Regions from separate parts of the Homo sapiens genome. Here region 1 is linked to region 2. Evidence: chromatin contacts called from ENCODE Hi-C or POLR2A ChIA-PET data. All regions are on one chromosome and are shown on one strand. The core of a region is the stretch at or near the end of the contact, and the rest is flanking DNA. Distances in the headings are between cores, read along the strand shown.

What was found. Hi-C counts contacts between places; a loop is a spot of excess contacts on that map. ChIA-PET counts read pairs that join two places held with the same protein, here RNA polymerase II (POLR2A).
Region 1: a loop to region 2 is called in a map of endothelial cell of hepatic sinusoid, with 5 times the contacts of the local background. The contact joins two enhancer-like sites. A Hi-C loop is called at or near these places in 1 of 168 maps with a recorded cell type or tissue (endothelial cell of hepatic sinusoid). POLR2A ChIA-PET finds 5 or more read pairs at or near these places in 2 of 52 experiments (H1 and PC-9).

What each region holds. Positions count from the first base shown.
Region 1 is chr6:18,018,627-18,024,437 of GRCh38, forward strand. No RefSeq gene overlaps it. Among named protein-coding and RNA genes, the nearest start is that of KIF13A, 34 kb to the left of the region's middle. RefSeq lists an enhancer at 3,634-4,587. Within about 2 kb of position 4,370, at least 2 of the 41 ENCODE cell types and tissues checked have a DNase peak (open chromatin) inside an H3K27ac peak, as active enhancers do.
Region 2 is chr6:17,918,221-17,924,494 of GRCh38, forward strand. The region is part of intron 2 of KIF13A (kinesin family member 13A); the gene reads right to left. Among named protein-coding and RNA genes, the nearest start is that of KIF13A, 66 kb to the right of the region's middle. Within about 2 kb of position 1,496, at least 2 of the 41 ENCODE cell types and tissues checked have a DNase peak (open chromatin) inside an H3K27ac peak, as active enhancers do.

The sequences.
Region 1 (5,811 bases), core at 3,120-5,619, 100 kb after region 2:
TGTTTTTCAACATTATCTGAGCTGTCTCCTGGTTAGAGAAAAAGCTATTTCCAACTGGACGCCCTCTGGTCATCATTTACACTTCTTTGGTTTGACAAACAAAAGAATGCTTACTTCAGTCTTATTGGCCGCTAATCAGCCATTTGCTAAGAAAACATCAGGTTTTTAAACACCCATTTATTTATTCGTTTATTTCAGACACACAACCTTGCTGTATTGCTCAAACTAGATTTGCACTCCTGGAATCCAGTAGATCCTTCTACATCCAGAATTGGTGGGTTCTTGGTCTGACTTAAAGAATGAAGCCACAGACCCTCACAGTGAGTGTTACGGTTCACTAAAAGCAGTATGTCTGGGCGTTCCTTTATTTTTTTCTGATGTTCATCACGTGTTCAGAATTGTTTTCTATTAGTGGGTTCCCAGTTTCACCAGCTCAGGAGTGAAAATGCAGACCTTCACGGCGAGTATTACAACCCATACACACAAGGCTGACCCAAACAATGAACAGCAGCAAGACTTACTATAAAGAACCAAAAAAAAAAAAAAAATTTAAAAAACACCCACAAGGGAGAACAAACCTCGACAAGTTACCACAGCTAGTTTGGGCAGCCTGCTTTTATTCTCTTATCTGGCCCCACCCACATTCTGCTGATTGGTCCACTTTATAGAGAGCTGATTGGTCTGTTTTACAGAGCGCTGATTAGCCCGTTTTGACAGGGTGCTGATTAGTGTGTTTACAATCTCTGAGCTAGACACAAAAATTCTCCAAGTCCCCACAGAGCACTGATTGGTGCATTTACAAACCTTGAGCTAGACACAGGGTGCCGATTGGTGTGTTTACAAACCTTGAGCTAGATACAGAGTGCTGATTGGTGTGTTTACAAACATTGAGCTAGATACAGAATGCTAATTAGTGTATTTACAATCCCTTAGCTAGACAAAGATTCTCCAACTCCCCACCAGCCTCAGGACCCCAGCTGGCTTCAACTACTGGATCCCGCACCGGGGCCGCAGGTGCAGCTGCCCGGCAGTCCCGCGCAGTGTGCCCACACTCCTCAGCCCTTGGGCGGTCGATAGGACCGGGCGCTATGGAGCAGAGGGCGGCGATTGTCGGGGAGGATCGAAGGCGCAGGAGCCCACGGCGGCGGGGGGGAGGCTCGGACATGGCAGGCTGCAGGTCCCGAGCCCTGCCCCGCAGGGAGGCGGTTGAGGCCCGGCCAAAATTCGAGGCAGCGCCGGCGGGCCGGCACTGCTGAGCGGTGACAGCGTGCTGGCAGCTTTCTCAGCCCTTGCTCTCCGTGCCTCCTCTGCCTCAGCGCCATTCTGGTAGCGCTGGAGAAGCCCTTCTCTGGGCTGGCCGAGGCGGGAGCCGGCTCCCTTGGCTTCAAAGGAGGTGTAGAGGGGGACGCATGGGCGGGAACCAGGGCTGCGCGCGGCGCTTGCGGGCCAACTAGAGTTCCGCGTGGGTTTGGCAGGCCCCGCAGTTGGAGCGGCCTGGCCGGCTCTGCCGGCCCCGGGCAGAGGGGCTTAGCACCCGGACCAACAGCTGCGGAGTGTGCGCCGGGTCCCCCAGCAGTGCTGGCCCACTAGTGCTGCGCTCGATTTTTTGCCAAGCGTTAGCTGCCTCGCCGCAGGACAGTGCTCGGGACCTGCAGCCCGCCATATAGTCCACCCCTGGCGGTGGGCTCCTGCGCGGCCTAAGCTTCTCCGACGGGCGCCGCCCCTATGCTTCACGGCGCCCAGTCCCATCAAACGCCCAAACACTGAGAAGTGTAGGCGTCCGGCGCGGGGTTGACAGGCAGCTCCACCTGCAGCCCTGATAAGAGATCCACTAGGTGAGACTAGCTGGGCTCACTGAGTCTAGTGGGGGCTTAGAAAAAACCTTTATGTCTAGCTAAGGGATTGTAAATACACCAATCAGCATTCTGTGTCTAGCGCAAGGTTTGTAAACACACCAATCAGCACCCTGTGTCTAGCTCAGGGTTTGTAAATACACCAATGGACACTCTGTATCTAGCTAATCTAGTGGGGATGTGGAAAACTTTTGTGTCTAGCTCAGGAATTGTAAACACACCAATCAGCACCCTGTCAAAACGGACCAATCAGCTCTCTGTAAAACAGACCAATTGGCGCTCTGTAAAATGGACCAATCAGCAGGATGTGGGTGGGGCCAGGTAAGAGAATAAAAGCAGGCTGCTAGAACTAGTAGTAGTAAATAATGAAAACGTTTAGTATCTTGGTATGTGTAGGATTAAGTGCTTTGGATGTTTGAGTTTTGTTTGCTGTGGTTTTATGGATTGTAATGCCACGAAGATCTGTAGCTTTAATGTTTTTAGTTAGTGATAAAAGTGTGAATCCGCCAAGAGAAATAAGTAAGTGCTGATGTGTTGGTTTGAGAGCTGTAATATTCACTGCTAAGGTCTGTAATTTCTCTCCTGAGCCAGCAAGATAGTAAACCCGCCAGAAAGAAAAAACTTCAGAGACACTACTTTCTACAACTGTAATGCTCACTGTGAGGGTCTGCAGTTTCATTTTTGTAAGTCAGACCAAAAACCTGATTGTGGCCGTTGGGGAACTCTGCGTCCTTTGTAGCTACTGGTGTGAGTGTAAATTTTCTGTTGAGGGCCAGCAGTGTTTGTTAACTCTCCGGGAGTGCGGGGTGGCAGAGCCCAGGCCTGCACACCCGGAACTCGAGCTGGTTTGCAAGGGCTGCTGCAGGCCTGATTCTTGCCTGCGCCTCTCCATACGTGCCTGCAAGCTGAGGGAGTCGGCTTGGGCCTCAGTTATTCCAGAAGAGCTCCCACCGTGCAGCAGCGAGCTGAAAAGCGACTCAAGGAGGGCCAGGGTGGGTGCCGAGGCCTAGAAGGCCCCGTGAGTGAGTGAGAGGGCTGAGGGTTGTTAGCGCACTGTCATTTCTCAGTTTCCTGAATGGCTGAGACTGCAAGTGTGTGCTACCACACGTTTGGCAACATCAGTTTTTCTTTTTGAGACAGGCCCTTATTCTTGCCTAGGCTGGAGTAGAATAGCATAATTATGACTCACTGCAATCTTCGCCTACTGAACTCATAAGCCTAGCATCCCAGCCTCCTGAGTAACTGGGACTACAGGTGTGCACCACCCTGGCTGGCTAACTTTTTTTGTATTTTTTGTAGAGATGAGGTTTTGCCGTGTTGCCCAGGCTGGTGTCAAACACCTGGTCTCAAGTAATCCACCTGTCTCCATCTCCCAACGTGCTGGGATTACAGGCGTAAGGTACCACACCCAGCCCCAGTGTTTAATTGTAGAACTGAGATAAAATCTTACCTACGTTGCTATCAAAGGAATTACTGTGAAACATTTGAAGCTTAAGCCTCAGGTCCTTCATTTAGATGTGCCTTTTTTATAGCTTTTTGCAAATTCTGTACGCTAAGTAATACTTGGCACAGTAAACTTAAGTTTCTTAATGAGCACCCCGAGTGTATAAACTCCAGACCTCATGCAATTTGGATCCCGTACTAATTGGGCGTGGTAAGTAACCAGACTGGAAGCTCCGTGAGGGCAAGAGTCCCCCAAGCCCAGCATTCAGAACCTGGCTGACAAGTGATAGGAGTTTAATAAACGTTTGTTGAGGACTGAGTGCTTGAAGATCATGTACATTTAATAAGGATCTGGAAAATAGTCATTATTAAGTGGCATTTTTTTGTATAAGGTGTCAGGCAGAAAGGAAAAACGCACTCAAAGATGTTTACATGCAGAAATATGCAAATGTGATTGGTTTCGAATCCACCCACAATACCTACGAAGAGTTTTCAACATCATAGGAACAAATTGCAGGTTTAGAAGTGTAAACTTTTCCCTTTGCTCTAAAATGAATTTGCTTTTTCCCACTTACTGTCATCTAGTAGAGACCATCTTTGGAAGACAGCTGTGGCAGTTTGCCCTTGTCTGCAAGAGCTTGCCAAAGGGGACACTGATGCAACATTAATCATATTCCAAGCTCCATACAGTGCAGGTGAAGTCATTAGAACAGCAAACACCCTGTCTGTTCCTTAAGAGACAGATGATTTTCATTCGGTGATAACTGGTATTTTTTGTGATAATGATGGGGAAGGTGAGGGCTTCACGAAAGCCGGTCAGCAATCAGTTGGGAACACAGGAACAGTGGTGTGTGTGTGCGCATGCACTCACATGGTCTTTGTTATAGCTGCCTCTGTAAATGGAGGGAAAAAAAACAAAAAAACAAAACAAAACAAAAAAACCAGCTGAATCCCCTGGGAATAGCAATTAACTGCAGCTTCAGTGCCTGAGCTAGTAATACAGTGAGCACGAAGACATTGCTGGGCTAGAAAGGTTTTGCTGTTCTTTCCTCCTCCGCTCCTCCTACCTTCTCTGGAATCCTTCCTCGAAGGCGCTCACCCTGCTCATTATCATAAAGAATGGCTGGAATGTGAGGATGACTGGGACTCACCCTGCCGTTCCATTGTCTGAATCTTAAACACTGCTCTAGTCTAGTCAAAGGAAATGAAAACAGAGGGACAACCCAGCTTATAAACACTGGGTACAAGATGTCAGTGCCATCGCTGCTCCCTGGAACACTGCTGTTTGTCACACAGAGCCCCATCTGTTTAAAGCAGAGGAATGCTCTTTGCTTGAAGAGGAAAGGATGAATTGATAGCAATATTCCCTAGCTTTTTCATTAGAGGGTTTGAAAAATAGCCTTTCCGAAGAATGACACCTTTATGTATAATCCAATTGAGCTATGAATTTAAGAACATTACTGGGCTGAGGTTTTCATCTGCTTTGATCAAGCCTAAGGTATGGCAGGCCTCCAAACCTTTCCTTTGAGAATGCTGCTGTTAATGAATTTCGTAAATCTGACAAGTTTTTGCTGCCCCCTCAAAAAAGTATTTGGCTTAATTTTATGGTGAGCAGAATTCAAAAGGCAAAAGGAAGGAAAATAACAGCTTTATTTTTTGAGACAGGGTCTCGTGCTGTTAGCCAGTCTGAAGTGCAGTGGCGCAGTCTCAGTTCACTGAAGCCTCCACCTTCTGGGCTCAAGCGATCCTCTTCCCTCAGAATAGCTGGGACTACAGGTGCACCCCATCAAGCCTGGCTAATTTTTGTGTTTTCAGTAGAGATGGTTTCACCACGTAGCCAGGCTGGTTTTGAACTCCTGACTTCAAGTGATCCGCCCTCCTCGGCCTCCTAAGGATTGAGGAAAAATAATTCAAGTATGGTTTGCAAATTCCTTTATACAATATGCTGATTTGCTGGCACCAGCTGAATAGCTGCAACATTTTGGGTACCACTCAGGAGTGGTCATAGAAGAGAGTGGGGAAGGGAACAAACAAAATAACCCAGAGAAAATAAAACTATACTTGAATTATTTTTCCCCAGTCCATTACCTATTAGGAACGCTGGAGGCCATAGGTATCGGTTGAGGAAAGGCAGCCATGCAGCAGGAGTAGGTGGTGTGGAAGTCATGCAAATTATAGCTGCTTTTATGACCGCTCAAGGCCAGTCTTGACTACATCATTTTCACTTGATGGCAGGTAGAGCGGTGAAGGGCTGATTGGAAGTGGTGGGGTGTGTGTGTGTGCTGCTTTTCAACCTGTGGCCCTCAGAACAGGGTGATCATGTGCCAAGGGTTTTCACACCAGAATGACACACAAATGTCAGCTTGTAGAAATTTTATTTTCTGGGATTATTTTCTATAGAGAAGATCTCTCCAATTTTCTTCCTAAAGAATAGGAGCCTGACTGCCAACTTTCTGGCAGAAAGACAAGGAAAGAGATTTATGCAGGGTCTCACGATGCTGCGTGTAGATATTCA
Region 2 (6,274 bases), core at 246-2,745:
GGGTTCTCTCCTATCGGGTCTGGCATAGTGCTTGACGTGCAGCAGAGGATAAATGTTTACTGAATAAATACATACATGCATAAAAAATAGTCTCAGAACTGTAGACCAAAAGAATGTAAATGTCCCACACTGCCATTTATGACAAGTTGTACTTAAACGGCAGCCTATTTTTACATAAATAACAGTTACATTTATTTTACTACTACAGAAAAATGATTATTTTATGTCTGTTAACTACTAATTTGGAGTCCTTTTCACAGGAATGTGTTGCTGGTTTATTTACTGGATTACTCAGTAGCTCTTAAAGTGGCAGGTATCAAGTGGGGAAGCTAATTCCCACTTCTGGGTCTCAGCAGGTATGTGTGTCGAGTTATCTAAATGGACCTTGTGTTTTCTTGGGGCTGCCTTCCTACAGGTAAGAGAAGTATCACTTGGAATTGAAAGCACTCCCATCCCCAGGCATCTGCACAAGAAGCTCCCTCTGCCTGGAAAGCCCTCTCCAGGGCTTGCTCCTCAGAGGAGTGTTCCCCGTACTCCCTACATTAATGTTGAGGCTGCCTGCACCACCTCCATCCCACCTGCATCCTGCTTGGCCCTGTCACTCAGTCTCCTATCACTGTGCTTTGTTTCCTTCTCAGCACCTTTCGCCATGTTAAACCATTTCATTATTTATTTGCTTATTATCCACAGGTCTCCCCTGGATCTGACAGTTATAAGATCCACGGAAAGAGAGGCTTTGTCTATCTTGTTCTCTGATACATTCCCAGTGCCTACAGGGTTGTCAGGCACGAAATAGTCACTCAGTAAGTATCTCTTAAATGAATGGACAGATGCAGTCCTTGGCTCACATCAACGGATCACTTGTAACATTTGAGAAAATGGTGATGTTTCCCTGAATAACTCCACTCTTTGGATTGAAGACCAAGTAAACATACATATAGTGCTGTGTTTTTACAAATGCTTTAATAGTGAAAATTGCAAACACATACGAATGGAATGTGAACAGCATCACATAACATCACAAAACATCACAGCACATCACAAAACAGTAGAAAGTATCCCTCTTCAACAATTACCAATACATGGCCAGTCTTGCACAGGTAAAGTACTATGTACTTAATGCTGCTAAAATAAGACCATTGAGAGAATTTCAAAAGTTATATTAATGTCTGATCCAACATGGATTCATATTCAACTTAGGGAAACAAACTAGCAGATTATAAATTTCCAAAGGGCTCATCTAAGTTTCACATGGTGCTGAGAATAGTAATCACTCCTTTTCTCAGAGACTTCAACCCTCCTATATATCCAGAGTAAGAAAGCTGTGAGTATCAAAAATAGATGTTCTACAGCCCCAAGGGGTCAGCCATGTCTCCACTCCTAATGCACTCAGTGGCTGCTTTACCTACCCTGATTTGACCTGTTCTATTATCTAGTTTTCCAGCACACACAGCAGATACGACAGCTAACAAGCAGGGCTGTGAGACAGGGTGGCAGCCGAACGGTGTCTCCTGGCAGCCCAATACTGTGACAAGAGGTGAAAGCTGAGGGCAACCCAAGCCCCTTTCACCATGTGGAAAATAATGGATGCTCATGATGACATCCAGCAGCCTCTGGCTCTGCTACGACAGTGAAGAAATACAGCAAAACAGTGCAGGACCAGTGTTTGAAGGAATAAGCTCCAGTGATCTGAAAAATTAACTTCTATTAAAATACTCATGGAAGGGAAGACATAAGCAGCAGGTTGAGTTAGAAGAAAATTTTTTGTTGGATTAGGATTTATTTTAGATAAAGATTCTAGACAATTTCAATGATTTAGGATTAAGCTTGCTTGGTTTCTGTTTTAGTGTTTTGACCAAAAGGGTGTAATTACATGTAGTTTTCGTCCCAGTCTCTATTACATGGTCCAGGTCAAGAAAACAGGAGTGACCAACAGAAGAAAACATACTCCAATGAGGCACGAAATGAAAAGGTGCAACTGGGTATGCCCAAATCAGCAGGCCTCAAACCTGTCATGAAACATGTCTAAAAAAAAAATACAAGGTAAATTAGCATTCCTAGCATCTTCACCTTCACTTCTCCCCCACTTACCAAAAATGAAAGGTGGGAAGGAGAGAGGATAGGAAGAACACTTTTTTCTTTTACAATCATCAAGGAGAACAATCATTTTCATTAGTGTTTCTATACACAAAATCTTTCTCTGCTTGAGACATTAAAAAGAAAATTTTGGTCTGGGCCTTTTGGTTAGCTTCCTACTTTTCTGGAATACCATTCCAAGGACAATGAATATCCTTTCAAAGCTGAGACCTTATTCTTTTCATCAATTTACAAAACTACCTATTCACTCTACTTTCATGTAAAAGTAATATGCGGCTGGGTGCGGTGGCTCACGCCTGTAATCCCAGCACTTTGGGAGGCCGAGGTGGGTGGATTACCTGAGGTCCGGAGTTCGAGACCAGCCTGGCCATCATGGTGAAACCCTGTCTCTACTAAAAATACAAAAATTAGCTGGGCCTGGGGGCGTGCACCTGTAATCCCAGCTACCCAGGAGGCTGAGGCAGGAGAATCTCTGGAACCAGGGAGGAAGAGGCTTCAGTGAGCCGAGATTGCACCACTGCACTCCAGCCTGGGTGATAGGGCAGGACTATGTCTCAAAAAAAAAAAAAAAAAAGTAATATGCATTGCTTAGAATAAACATTGTAAATTGAAAGTGAACTGCAAATAAGTTTGCCCTTAAAGGGTCATATCCTCCAAGATAAATGCTATCTTAAGGTACTGGAAAAATTCCACTGCAATCCTGAGGCCTACTAGGCAAATGGAACCAATGGAAACAATGAAAAATACATAAATGACACCTTTCCCAAAGATATTCAGAGAAGGATTACTGCAGCAAGACACACTAATGTTAGTGTAGTTCAGAGTAGGGGGTCCCATAATCAAACATGTTTTTTAATGCCTGCCTCTATAAGCCCCCAACTTAAAAATTCCCAAAGCATGGTAGCATATCAAGTGCACTGAGAAGTTGTGCAGTAAATAAACTGATTTAACTTTATTTTACTGCAGAGACATTCTTCCCTGCATGGCAAACATTAGCATCCAGTTCAAGGGAACACACTTCAAGGAAAGCTGACAAATCTCAAGTAACAATAACCAGCTAATACAGAAAAATAGACTCACAGTCTTCACTTTATGAAGGAGGAAAAACATACTCAGAGACCTACTTTTAAAAATGTCAGAGGACCATAACAATGATGCCAGTAACCCCTTAGTACAATCTTTCCAGAAAGTTTTTCTACATTTGAAAATAAATGCAAACAGCTGAGCTTTTTATTCGCACTTTGATCATTTCCATTGGGGTATTTTAAAATGAGACAATGGGTGTGCCCCTTCACTGACTCCCTCAGTGAGGACACAATAGAACAGAACATCTGCCAATAACTGATGAGAATCAAGGTGGGGAGAGAGGAAGGGAGGAGAATGCCCTTGGAAAGCCAAGAGTGGGAAGAACAAAAACTCTTGGTGTCGTCCTGTGCTCTGAAGACTAGCCTGCTTCTGGTTAAACCACTTGGGCTCTTGGCTGGCCCCAATCTACCTAAAGCTCCAAAGCTTCCCCCAGTAGAAGTTTTGTTTTTTGCTTATAGACATTTCACTTTTCCTGCAAGTCCTATTAGTTGAGTGACTAAAAAATCTGCAGAGTTTACTTATAGAAGTACTTTTATTGATTAATCCAAAGAGAAACTTAAGCTTTTAAATCAGGTAAAAAGGGGCATCAAACACAATACATTGAACTTTTAATTAACAACACTGGAAGCATTTTTGGGCCCACAACAATTTAACTCACTTCAAGTCCAATTTAACTTATTTCAAGTCACTAGAAGGAGTGACCCCAGGGGAGGGCTCATCGACAAGATCCTGCAGACACAGGGCTTTAACTCCAGACCCAGGAGACTCAGGTCAACAGCTAACAGCCCCTGCAAAAGTCCATCACAGTCCATTCTCTAGAAGGTCTCCAGAAATGAGAACATCTAGTATTTCCACTAAGGAAAGCCAACAATTTGGAAATTCCCAACCCCCAACTCAAGGGATCTGTGGCAAGGTGACTTGAGGAGTTTGGAGTCCATGTTGTTTTCCAAACACCAGTGAAGAAACAAACCTGGAGGATGGAAAAATAAACCATGGTACTCCATACAATGCAACAGTTTACAGCAGTGGAAGGACATTAACCACAGTTTCACACATCAATGTGGATGAATCTGAAAAAAATAATGTTGAAAGAAGAAAGCAAGCCCGTGAATAATATATTCAACATGATTCTATTACATTAATTCACCAAAAAGGGCAAAACTAAAAATATATTGCTTGGGGATAAATAGTTAAATGAAAAACTTAAAAAAAAAAAAAAAAGAAAGAAATGATAACCATAAAAATCAGGAAAGTGAGGTTATTTAGAAGGACACTCCTTTGGGTCCACTCTTCTAAAACATGGGTTATCTGTGTTTTCAGCTAGATAGAGGGTATGTGGATATTCATTTCTATTATTATTCTTTAATTGTACATATTTCTTCTTTTTTTAATTAAAAAAAAATAGAGATGGGGTCTCACTACATTGCCTAGGCTGGTCTCAAACTCCTGGGCTCAAGCGATCCTCTTGCCTCAGCCTCCCAAAGTGCTGGGATTACAGGTGTGAGCCACCACACCCAGCCTGCACATATGTTTTACGTATGTTTTATCACCTTCATATATATTCCACAATTTTAAGAAGTAAGCAAGGCCAGGCATGGTGGTTCACGCCTCTAATCACAGCACTTTGGGAGGCTGAGGCAGGTGGATCACTTGAGCTCAGAAGTTCAAGACCAGCCTGGGCAACATGGCGAAACCCTGTCTCTACAAAAAAATTACAAAAATTAGCCAGGCATGGTCGCAGGTGCCTGTATTCCCAGTTACTCAGGAGGCTGAGGCAGGAGAATCGCTTGAGCCACAGAAGTGGAGACTGCAGTGAGCCAAGATTGTGCCACTGTACCCCAGCCTAGGCGATGGGATTGAAACACTGTCCCTAAATAAATAAATAAATAAATAAATAAATAAATAACAATAAAATAAAAATAAAAAGTAAGCAGTGATTCTCTCCAAATATAAAAATTTAAAAATAAAGTAGATGAGTCAGGAGACTTCAATTAGGAGAGATTAATCAACTACGGGAAGGTCAAGAATGCCCCCGGAATTCAGTAAGTCTTCACAATTAAAACAGGAAATTCCATTACATCTTCCCTGTTCCAAAGACCTGGAGGCTGCCAGGCATGAATCCCTGGGTTTGGTTTTTTTTTTTTGGTGGTTGGTAGCTTAGTTTTCTTCATGTTTGCGGAAAGATAATATATGGTTATTGGGGTGACCCTCTTCACAATTACTGCATTAAGAAACATACATTTTCAAATGACACTTAAGATAAATGAGAAGGGCCAGTAAAAAGGGAGCAGACCAAAATCTTTCACGAGCTGCATGCCAAGAATCACATAAAAGCTTTTTAGCCCTTTCTCAATTTCCTCTAAGTCTTCAATCACCTTTTCACCAGTGTCTGAGCTAAGAATATACTAGACATCTTCATTTCTTATCTCAGATGTCAGTGAGGGCACAACTCTTAAAAACCTTTCCCTAAGATTCAACTAGCTTAGCAGCCCAGGAGAATAATAACCAGTATTTACATGATCAGCCCTCTCAGGTCAGGCCCAGTCCTCAATCCTGTTGTATCTTCAGCACCCACTTCAATATCCGACACATGGAAGAGCTAAAAAATCTTTTACTTTAAGATATGACTCTCATATAACATGTTCACAGGTTAAAAATACATATGTACAAGACTCTAGAATTTTAAAATTATTTTTAAAACTTTAAAAAAATTATCAGGATCACTGAATAAATATATGTTAAAACTGTGAGATATCTGAGCAGAGATGATATTTCTAAGCATGTATTTCAGAAACCATTTGTTCACGTGCTCAAAAAAGCCACTTACACAGATTCCAGCAGGACCCATACTTGATCTGCAATATTTTCCTGACACTAATTACAATACTAGTTAGAGCTGGTGACAATAGACATTTTAGGGATTTTTCTGAACAATCTCTAGTCGTGGACTTGAAATAAGTTAAATTGCTATGGGCCCAATGATACTCTCAATGTTGTTACTTAAAAGTTCAATGTATTAGTGTGTTTGATGTCCCTTTTTTTCTGATGTAAAAGCTTCTCTTTGAATTAATCAATAAAAGTGCTTCTATAA